Linked DNA regions of Homo sapiens: region 1 is linked to region 2. A link is a loop called in an ENCODE intact Hi-C map of the cell type or tissue named here. Cell type or tissue: CD14-positive monocyte. All regions are shown on one strand. Region 1 holds the start of LOC124902254 (a long non-coding RNA gene). Region 2 overlaps AKNA (AT-hook transcription factor).

Region 1 (5,000 bases), 160 kb after region 2:
TGGCAACAGTTAATCAGAAGCTTTAAAATTGCGCCTCTCCCCCGAGCCAATGCCACCTCTAGAAAGACAGCCCAAGGAATTATTAGAAATGTGCTTAAAGATGAATGTGCAGGGATGTCTAAAGCAGCAATATGGATAATATTAAAAAACAAACTGTCTAACAAGAAGAAATTAGTTAAATAAATCATGTACCTCTTCACTACGATATATTATGCAATCATTAAAAAATCACAGTGTAGAAACATTTATCAAGGTGGGAACACAGTCATCATACATCGCTTGGTGTAACGAATAGGCTAGATAACGATGCTCAGAATGGCAGCTTTGGGAAGAATTCCCAATACAAATGCATACACAGATGCACACAGGGTACTCTAATTGTCAATAGTGATTATTTCTGGCAGGTGAGTGGGTACAATTATTACTGACTTGGGGAGGGTCTTTTGGCGTTTTTCTGAAGTTTTCAAGTTTTAAAAATTAAGTCCAGGCTCAGCGTGGTGACTCACACCTGTAGTCCCAGCAGTTTGGGAGGTGGAGGTGGGTAGATTGCTTGAGCCCAAGAGCTCACGACCAGCCTGCGCAACATGGTGAAACCCCACGTCTACAAAAGAAAAAAAAATACACACACACACACAAATATATATACACACCATGCTGGGCATGGTGGCGCAAGCCTGTAGTCCCAGCTACTCGGGAGGCTGAGGCAGGAGAATTGCTTGAGCTTGGAAAGTTGAGGCTGCAGTGAGCCAGGATCGCATCACAGCACTCCAGCCCGGGTGACTGAGCAAGGCCCTATCTCAAAAAAAGAAAAACAATTAAGTCCATATATGTTAGGTAATTAAAATAAAGAGGCTAGGCACAGTGGCTCACGCCTGTAATCCCAGTGTTTTGAGAGGCCGAGGTAGGAGAATCGCTTGAGCCCAGAAGTTTGAGACCAGCCTGGGCGACATAGTGAGACCTCATCTCTACCAAAAATAAACACAATTAGCCAGGTGTGGTGGTGCACACCTGTAGTCCCAGCTACTTGGGAGGCTGAGGCAAGCAGATCACTTGAGCCCAGGAGTTCAAAGCTGCAGAGAGCTGTTATCGCGCCACTGCACTCCAGCCTGGCCAACAGAATAAGACCCTATCTTTTTTTTAAAAAAAAAAAAAAAGTGGGGGTGGGGGGGTGGGGAGAAAAAACGTTTTATTTAACAGCCTAGACAAATTCCTCTATTCCATTTGTTTCCTATGACCAAACAAAATGCCCCTTTAACTTGTCCAGTCTGTGACAGCAGAGTTAATGACCACCAGCCTTTCACATGAGGCCCAGGAGAGAGACCCTCCTCTCATCCTTGAAGTGTGCTGATCAGGCAGTGTAGACAAATTCAGAGACTCCACCATTCAATGAGATAATTTCACAAGTCACCAGTTATCTATCAGGGAATTTCCACAGACAACGTACAAAATAAAAACCTGACAAAGGTCAAGGCATGGTGAGAGAGATAAGAGAGAGGAAAAAGGAAAAAAACAAAAAGGAAAAAGTGCCCAATGCCACCTCTGTCCCTGAAATCTAGTCAATAAAATGCATACAGTGTGCCCAGGGGAGAACAGGGAAGCTGCAGCCTAGGTTTTCTCATCAAATAGCTACAAAGCCATTTCCACAAGGAAAAAACTCAGGGAGGAAACGCACATTTACTGAACTCCTGCTCTTGCCAGCACCACGCTGGGCTGTATGCCGTGCTTCTCCGTTAGCAGCCAGCCGAGAGCCCTGGCAATGAGCATGCACTTTGGAGGCCAGAATACCTGGGTTCAAATCCTAGTCCCACCACCCCTGACTGTGTGCCCCTGACTGTGTGCCCGTGATGGGTCACCTCCTCTTCCAATTCTCAGAGTCCTCTCCCGGGGGGGTATGGTGAAGTGTCAGTGGGGGATTTACATGAAACCCACACAGAGCTTGTGATGTCACAGAAGATTCCCAGTGGTGGTGATATTTTTTAGTGCGCTAAGTACTGTAAACATCTTGTGCGTGTTATCTGTTTTGTACCTTCTACACTGCCAGGAAGAGCAGCATCTGGTAGGAAAACAGATCCCAACACAGGAGTTTGAACATGGTAAATGATCATCAAATGTTCAGACCAATAGATGCACCCAGTGCTTTAACACATTGTCTGCATAATCATCAGTATCCCCATTTTAGAGATGAGGAAACCTGAACAGAGAAGGTAAGTAACTTGTCTGCTACTTTACTATTATTCCCATTACAATTTCACTGAAGAGGAATCTGAGAATCAGAGACGTTAGGAAGCTGGTTCAAGGCCCCACAGCTAGAAAGTGGCAGAGCCAGTCTTGGAAACCCAGGGCTTCGGAGCTCAGGCTCGAGCACTGTGGGGCATCCCTTCTCTCTGCTGTTGGGGCAAAGACGCAACCCCTCAAGTCAACAAAACCTAGGTGTAAATCCTGGCTCTGTCACTTTCCACCTTTGGGATGACTGGCAAGTGACAAACTCTTGGCAATTTTGGAAAACAAAGTGATGAAAATGATACCTACTTGAACTTCACAGGGTGATTATGAGGCTTAACTGAGTTTATACACGTACACTGAAAACAGTGTCTGGTTCATTCTAAGCCCTCTATCAAAGGTTATTATCATACAATGAGCAACAAAGAAAAGAAAACACCAAGAAATGCATTATCTGTGTCATGACAGAAGTGAGAAAGGCCATGACACTGGGGGGGGGAGCGGGTTTCAGGAGGGAAGAGCAGGCTCCTCAGGGTGGGGACAGCGGCAGAGGTGAGCAGGCAGGTCCTCTGGAGAGGACGTACTGAGGTTGCACCTAACAGGATAAGTGGTGTCAACAGGTGGAGAGAGTGAAAGCCTTGCTTCAGAGGAGGGTATGTTGCTTGCTTGGCCAAGAGTGGACACAACTTGGGGAACAGGACTGCTGGTAAAGATCAGAGCATGGGCAGCCCAAACACCAGGTTGAGGAGCTTGGCGTCTGCCCTGCAGGCTCCCAGCTCAAGAGCAGGGTTGTAGACAGGGCACAGCTTGATGAGATATGTATTTAGAGAGTGTACCCGGTCAACAGGATGGACATCAGACCGGTGGGCAGACGAGCAAGACAGGAGACAGACAGGCTGGCCAGGAGGATGCTACAGTTCGGCAGTGCTGGTGGCAATGGTGGTGACGGGGAAGAGGGAGGTGTGGTCTGAGAAGTGCTGGAAAGAAGTAAAGCCTGGAGAGTCCAGCCTCCCTGGGGCTGGTGCAATACTCAAGTGGGAGAAAGTGGGGAACAAGAGCAGGGGAAATATCCACAATTTAAGAGCGAGAGAAAGCACAACGAGAAGGCAATTAAAAAATAGATAAATACACTAAAAGGAGGCACAGATCCTGTGCAGAGACAACAAGGCTAGAAGATGGGTGGAGATGCAGACATTTGGGGAAAGAGGAATTTGAGGGAGAGCTGTACATGTATATGGACCTGAGAAGCAGACTTAAAAATCTCAGGATTGGAAGGACTTGCAGGAGGAGAGGGGCTCAAGAGAGTCAGGGAAAATTTGGGAGAAATGTATGATTCTCTAAAGAGAAAGAAGAGGGAGGCAGAAGGAAAGAGATGAAGAAAAGGAAAAGGGTACACTGGGTCCAAACACTACAAAGGATGCCACCCCTCCGTCCAGGGACAGGAGGATGGACATGGCAGAAGGAAAATCCCTCCCCTGACTTTCAAAGTTTTCCTATCCACATGGGAGGTTAATTTCTGAAAGCTGGACCACGTTTCTTTTCTTAATCAGAAACCTCTTAATGAGACTTTGTACACCTTTTCAGATGTAGCTCAAATAAATTACAGGGTTTTTTTTTTAAGTGCAGAAGCCCATGTTAACAAATCACCAATTTCACCTGCATTAATTGCTTTAATGGGCTCTAAAAACAGCCACCTCCTCTCCCTCCTCATCAGGGTCCCTGGGGAGGCCATCAGGGAAGGTTGCTGGGAAACGAAGTTATGGATGCAGCTGATCCAGGGGACAATGCTGTCACACTCTGGGTCATGCAACTGTCTGGTATGCCACCCACATTGCTATAAGGCCTCACAGATCATCAGAAGGGACGGTGGGGGGACACAGAATTCTATTCAACCACCAGGCTTTATTACTGCTATAAAGCAAAAATGCCGATGCCAAAAGCCAGATAGGAGCAATTACGTTTTTAAAGAAACTCTGTCTATGTGGGGATATTGACTACATTCAGTAAATGACTCTGCAATTCAAACAGCTACAGTGGATCACATGGGCCCTGAGTCCAGTATTTTCTTCCAATGCCACCTAAAAAAATCCAACCAACCAACCAAACAAACAAACAAAAAAACTAAGCAGGCATAACAGAAGACTTTCAAAGACAAGCGAAGGCAGTCCATACCATTTTTCATTACAATGCTTGCAGCAGGACCTCCACTGCCATATTTTCCAGATTTCTGATGTTCAACAGCAACAATGACATGTTTGTGAGGACTATGGGCCAGGTTTGGTGGTAGGATATCTGAGTAACAGAAAGGCAAAGGGACCTGCCCAAGGTCACAGCCAAGTTACACTGTCAGATGAACCCAGGTCCATCTCCAAAACCCATCTCTAACCTCTTGGGTACATACCACCCTTCCTCAGATTTTCCAGTACGTCAGTTGACCTTACACAAGTGGAATCTTGCTGCAAGATAGTTAAGGATGGGGACAGGAAAGGTTCACCTCTCTGGTCAAGCCTTTATGGGGATAAACAGTGTTGGGGATGGAGGAATCCTAAAGGAAGACAGTGTTTCCCAAACTTTAGCATGGTTAAGGCCTGGCTGGGGAGTTTGTTAATTCCTAAGCAAGCTAACATTGTAAATTACCACTTCTAAGGCTCTAACACACAGGTATTTGGGAATATCCTTTTTTACATCATTTTACTCTGTTCTTCCCTGCAGCCTACAGCTTTAGAATCCAGGAAAGAGGACATTTGGGGACCTGTTTATGGAAGGCTGATATATTTGCT
Region 2 (5,000 bases):
ATGCACACACATTCCAGAAATGCAGAGGTATGCTGCTGCCACGGGGTAGGGGTGCGGGAGGCGGCCTGGCCTCATGGCCGCAGACCGTGCCCCAGCCCGGGCCTGGCAGGTAGCTGGCCACTGATAAACGCCACTGGGATCCTAGGAGAAGCTGGGGACCATGCGTGAGGTACTGAAGGGGACCATGGTGGATGGCATCCTGGGCACTTTGTAGCTTGTCTGAGGGAAAGGCCTCTGCTGCCATAGAAAAGCTGGACACATGTCACCCTGGGGCCCTGACATCCTAAAATGCCCCACTGACTACCAGTCACTAGGAGAAAGGTCTCCGGCTATGCCCTTCCCAGTGATGCTTGCCCCAGAGTGACTGGTCACAGGTGGGGGACAGGTTTGCTCCAGAAACCGTAGGCCTTTCTTGTCTGGCCCCCTAAAGAGGACCCAAGATCAGGAAAACTCCCCAGTTTAAAAAAATATCTGTCCATCTGTATATAAAATACCTATTATTAGCTGGAGTTGCACACATGCAGGACCAGGAGAGACTGCCTGAGGTTCTGCCTGGACCGAAGGAGGCCTCGCTCACAGCACCTCTGTGAGGGGACTGGTGCTCCTGGGAAGTCACTTCTCTTGGTGACCGAGCTGACACCCCCTCCACTTGGAAAGCACAGGGACTGAGCAGGCGGGACCTGTGCTGGAGGGAGACCCTCCTGGTGAGGAACTATGCGGGCCTTCTGGGCCTCAGCAGCTCCAGCCCACTCCTGGCCTGGCAGGCCACCTGCCCACCCACCCACCCATCTGCCTCTGGGCCCCCAGTGAAGTCAGAAGAGGCAGGAGCCCCGCAGGCTGTGAGCCTGGCGCAGGTCGGCTGACAGCGAGCTTCTCATCTGCCTGGTGGTAGAGCGGACGCTCTCGGCAGCCTGCACGGCCCGGCTCAGGGCCTTGTTGAGCTCCTCTAGGTCGCCCAGGTCGAGCTGGATGGAGTGCCGGTGTCTCCGGGCTGGTGGGGGAGAGGCTGTGGGCGGCCACTTGGCAGCTGGTTGGGCTGAGGTAGGTCCTGCAGGCGCATAGTACCTGAGGAGAGAAGTGAGTGGGCTCGTTACACATGGGGAGGGCTGGGGACAAGCCGAGGAGCACCGTGTGTGGGGTCAACCCCCTTCTAAATCCCAGCTGGGCCAGTGGCTCCTACTCTCTGGGTCTCAGTTTCTTTACCTCTAAAATGGGAATAATGGGCACACATCCAGGGATTTCTTAGAAAGATGAAGGAAGATAACAACATGAGTGCCTGACCCAGAACAGGTGTTCAAGGACAGGAAGTTCAATCTACCTGTTCATCTGATTTACTGCCCATCTAGTACATGCCAGCCAGCGTGCCAGGCTCTGGGGTTACAGTGGGACAAGAAAACATGGACTCCTGCAATCTTCTTGGAGCCGGATCTTGGGGAGGCCAGGATCACCCTAGGCTTGATAGCAAAACCCCCTCATGGAAGAATATCTGGGGGTTCCATTTGCCAAGCAAGGGGTGCTGGAGAAAGGCAATAATTAATAATTAATAATAGTAATAATAATAATAATAGGGATTCTGCAGGAGTGGGAGGGTCTGGCCCCATGTCCTGGGAAGTGGGTAGAAGAGCATCCTTCCTAGCCCAGTCCTATAGGAATGTGAGGTGTTGTTTTAAAGTGCTGTGGGAATGGGCTGACAAGCCCATTGAGATGAAGCACGGATTTCCCTAAGAGGTGACAATGGCATCCATCAGGGCCACTAAGTTTAGGGTTCAAGGAAACCAGCAGTGGGCAAGAGGGGGTGTGGCCTCAGCACTGTTAAATAAAGGGTGTGTGTGGTGGAGGAGGGAGATAAAGAAGCATGGACCTAAATCAGGAATAAGTTTAGGAGGACGCAGCAGAGTCATTCATTGGCATCTTGCTTGGCACACTGTAAACTCTGGCTTTATTCCTGAGCCCCTGCTGTCTAACTTGCATTGTTATACAGTGTGTAGAAACAGATGATCCAAACAGACATTTCTCCAAAGGAGCTATTCAAATGGACAATACGTACATGAAAAGATGCATATCCTTAGCCATCAGGAAATGCAAAGTGAAACCACTGCACACCCTCTAACATCAAAAAGGACAGATAGCAACAAGTGTTGACAAGAATGTGGAGAAACTGGAATCCTCAGCACTGCTGGTGGGAATGTAAATGGTGGAGCCACTGTGGAAAACAGTCTGACAGTTCCTCCAACAGTTAAACCCAGTGCCTAGCCCAGGGCTGGCATCCTCATCTTTGGTACCCATGTACCAGTTGGTGCCTTTATCTTTATTTTACAGATGAGCAAAGCGGAGCTCAGAGAAGCTAAGTGATTCAGGAGGCAGTAGAATGCACCAGCCTTAGCAGCTCAGGCCCTGGAGCCCTGCCCCAAATCCCAGTCATTCTGCTGGGCTACTCATGGGACTCTGGACAAGCTAAGTCACTTTGCAAGGCCTCTGTTTTCCCACCTAAAACGACCACAGTTAGCAACCTCTCAGCTTAGAGCTGATGGAAAATTCAGGTAAAAAGCTGGCACTGCCTGGCTCCGGTAAGTGCTCCATAAACGTGAGCTCCTAAGACCCAGAGTCAGACAGCTGGAAGGGGCAGCCATGGGTTCACACCTGGGCCCGACTCTCCCCACATATCTAATGTGTGCTAATTGGCAAGCAGCAGATGCTGATAAAATAATCTGAACTGTATGAACGGGCTTCTTGCATCCCCAAAACAGCAGCCTGCACTCCCTCCTCTAGGGACCGTCTGGTGTAAGTAACTACAGAGGCTCCTCAAATTACGATGGGGTTATGCCCCTATAAACCCGCTGTAAAGTCGAAAAATCATAAATCGAACCATTGTAAAAGTAGGGACTGTCTGGGCTGGGTTTTCATACACCCCCACCTTCTGTTAATTTGATGACCAACTTGGCCTGAAAGTTACCCAAAACTCTCCCTAGGGCCAACACTGAAAAAGTCCCTCTGGGCTGGAAAGTCTCGGCTGCAGGGGCTATGGGACGGCTGCCCAGCAGGGGGCAGCACAGGCCCACTCCGCTTTCCAAACTACACTGGTCTCAACCACTGGGCCCGTTCAGTCCTGCTGACCAGCAGCTGGAGAAATTTCAGGGTGTCACCAGCGCAAATTCTAGCAGCATTAGAAGCACCATCATTATTGGCAACTTCTATGTACTATGGGCTTTCCATGCATTAATTCATTCAATCCTCAGCACAACCCATTTCGCAGAGAAGGAAACTGAGGCATAGGTATAACCCGCCCATCCTGAGTTGGAAACAGCAACCTGGTGAGTTCTGCCCACAGGCCTGAGCCTGGAAGAATGTGAAATGGGGCCTCAGGAGAAGTAAAGACTCCATGGCTACCGTGGGGTCACCAAATTCTGGGCAAAACCTTTCCCGATCAATGAGTTGGAACACTGGCAGGCGCTTTCCCCCGTGTCTGCTGGAGGTCTGAGCATGCAGCATTGGTTCTCATCTCTGCTGGAGTGGAAGATTCCTTAGCGACTTGCTTAGACTCAGCTGAGAGGGCAGCAAGAAAGCAAATTTACATACCGGGCGCGGTGGCTACACCTTGTAATGCCAGTGCTTTGGGAGGCCAATGCGGGCAGATCACCTGAGGCCAGGAGGTCAAGACCAGCCTGGCCAACATGGCGAAACCCATCTCTACCAAAAATACCAAAAAAATTAGCCGGGTGTGGTGGCACACTATTGTATTCCCAGCTACTTGAGAGGAGGAGGCATGAGAATAGCTTGAATCTTGGAGATGGGGGTTGCAGTGAGCCAAGATGGCGCCACTGCACTCCAGCCTGGGCGACAAAGCCAGACCCTGTCTCAGAAAACACATATACATAAAAAATTTTTAAAAGCACATTTATAGGCCTGGTCCCCGAATAGAGGACCAGGGCTGGATGGCGCCTTGGGTCCCTGCTCCACCAAGCACCAGCCCTCACAGTGACGCAGGCCCTCACTGCCTACACACCCAGGCTTCTGGCAACACAGCCACTGAAGACATCCAGTCCCAATCGACTCATTTCACAGCAGGGGAAGCAGGCAGAGAAGTAGCTGCTGACAGCTGAGACAAGAAGACAGGTTTCCTACTTCTGGGGACTGGGCTTTTGTCCCTGCACAATCCTATCATGTTGAACCCACTTTTACTCCTTCTTCTTCCTACTAGTGACAACACTGAGCAATAGCAACATTCTCTGTGATGGCGAAGCTACTGTTTGCTCAGCAATGAGCACGTGACCAAATGGCACCACAAACTCCACACACTTCTCATTTGGTTCCTGCCACGTGCCACACTTAATCCTCACGCACAGGATTAAGTACGTGGTTGAGACTCTTCCTCCATTTAACAGATGGGGAAGTGGAGGCTCTGAGAGGAAGTTAGTTTGCCAAGGCCACAGTGCTACTAGGGGGCAGATGGGACTCCACGGTAGCTCTGGCCAACTCCAAACCCAAGCCACTTCTGTCTCGGCTGCCCTGCCTCTCCTGGCTTGACTGATGTTACGTCCAGAATCTGTGCAAAAAGTCCTACAATATTCCCGACCAGGACTCCCCAGAGATGTCCAGGTCATCAAAAACAAGGAAGGTCTGAGGATCTGTCACAGCCGAGGGGGCGTAAGGAGGCATGGCAATCGCATACCACATGGGATCGTGGATGGGATCCTGGAACAGAGACAGGACTTTGGAGGAAAACGGCCTGAAGGAACTACGAACTTCAGTTACCAATAATGTATGGATATTGCTTCACTAACGTGGCCAATGTGCCACATTATTGTAAGATATTAATAATAGGGGAAACTGTTTGTGCAGGAGTGAGGAGGATTGTGGGAATCTCTCTGGACTATCTGCTCAATTTCCCTATAAATCTAAAACTGTCCTAAAAAATAAAGTCTATTAAAAAAAACCCAGTGCTCATCACTTACTTGCGGAGAAAACCCATAAGGAAAATGGAAGATGGTTAGGATTCTCAG

The links. Hi-C counts contacts between places; a loop is a spot of excess contacts. Peaks named below come from ENCODE experiments on the same cell type or tissue, not always from the same donor. Only the 100,000 strongest peaks of a DNase experiment are listed, where the experiment ranks them.
Region 1: a loop joins it to region 2, with 2.1 times the contacts of the local background. A loop is called at or near these places in 24 of 110 quality-filtered maps.

What each region holds. Positions count from the first base shown.
Region 1 is chr9:114,492,218-114,497,217 of GRCh38, forward strand. The region is part of intron 1 of WHRN (whirlin); the gene reads right to left. It overlaps LOC124902254 (a long non-coding RNA gene), which reads right to left and starts at 683. Exons shown (of 2, transcript XR_007061743.1): 1 at 651-683. RefSeq lists a silencer at 1,872-2,166. In CD14-positive monocyte, no CTCF peak of the experiment used is centred here; no DNase peak of the experiment used is centred here; H3K27me3 peaks cover 469 bases.
Region 2 is chr9:114,336,242-114,341,241 of GRCh38, forward strand. It overlaps AKNA (AT-hook transcription factor), which reads right to left. Exons shown (of 22, transcript NM_001317950.2): 22 at 1-1,065. The coding sequence ends at 813. Among named protein-coding and RNA genes, the nearest start is that of ORM2, 8.9 kb to the left of the region's middle. In CD14-positive monocyte, CTCF peaks have their summits at 3,049 (motif pointing right) and 3,255; DNase peaks (open chromatin) are centred at 3,030 and 4,320; H3K27ac peaks cover 3,261 bases.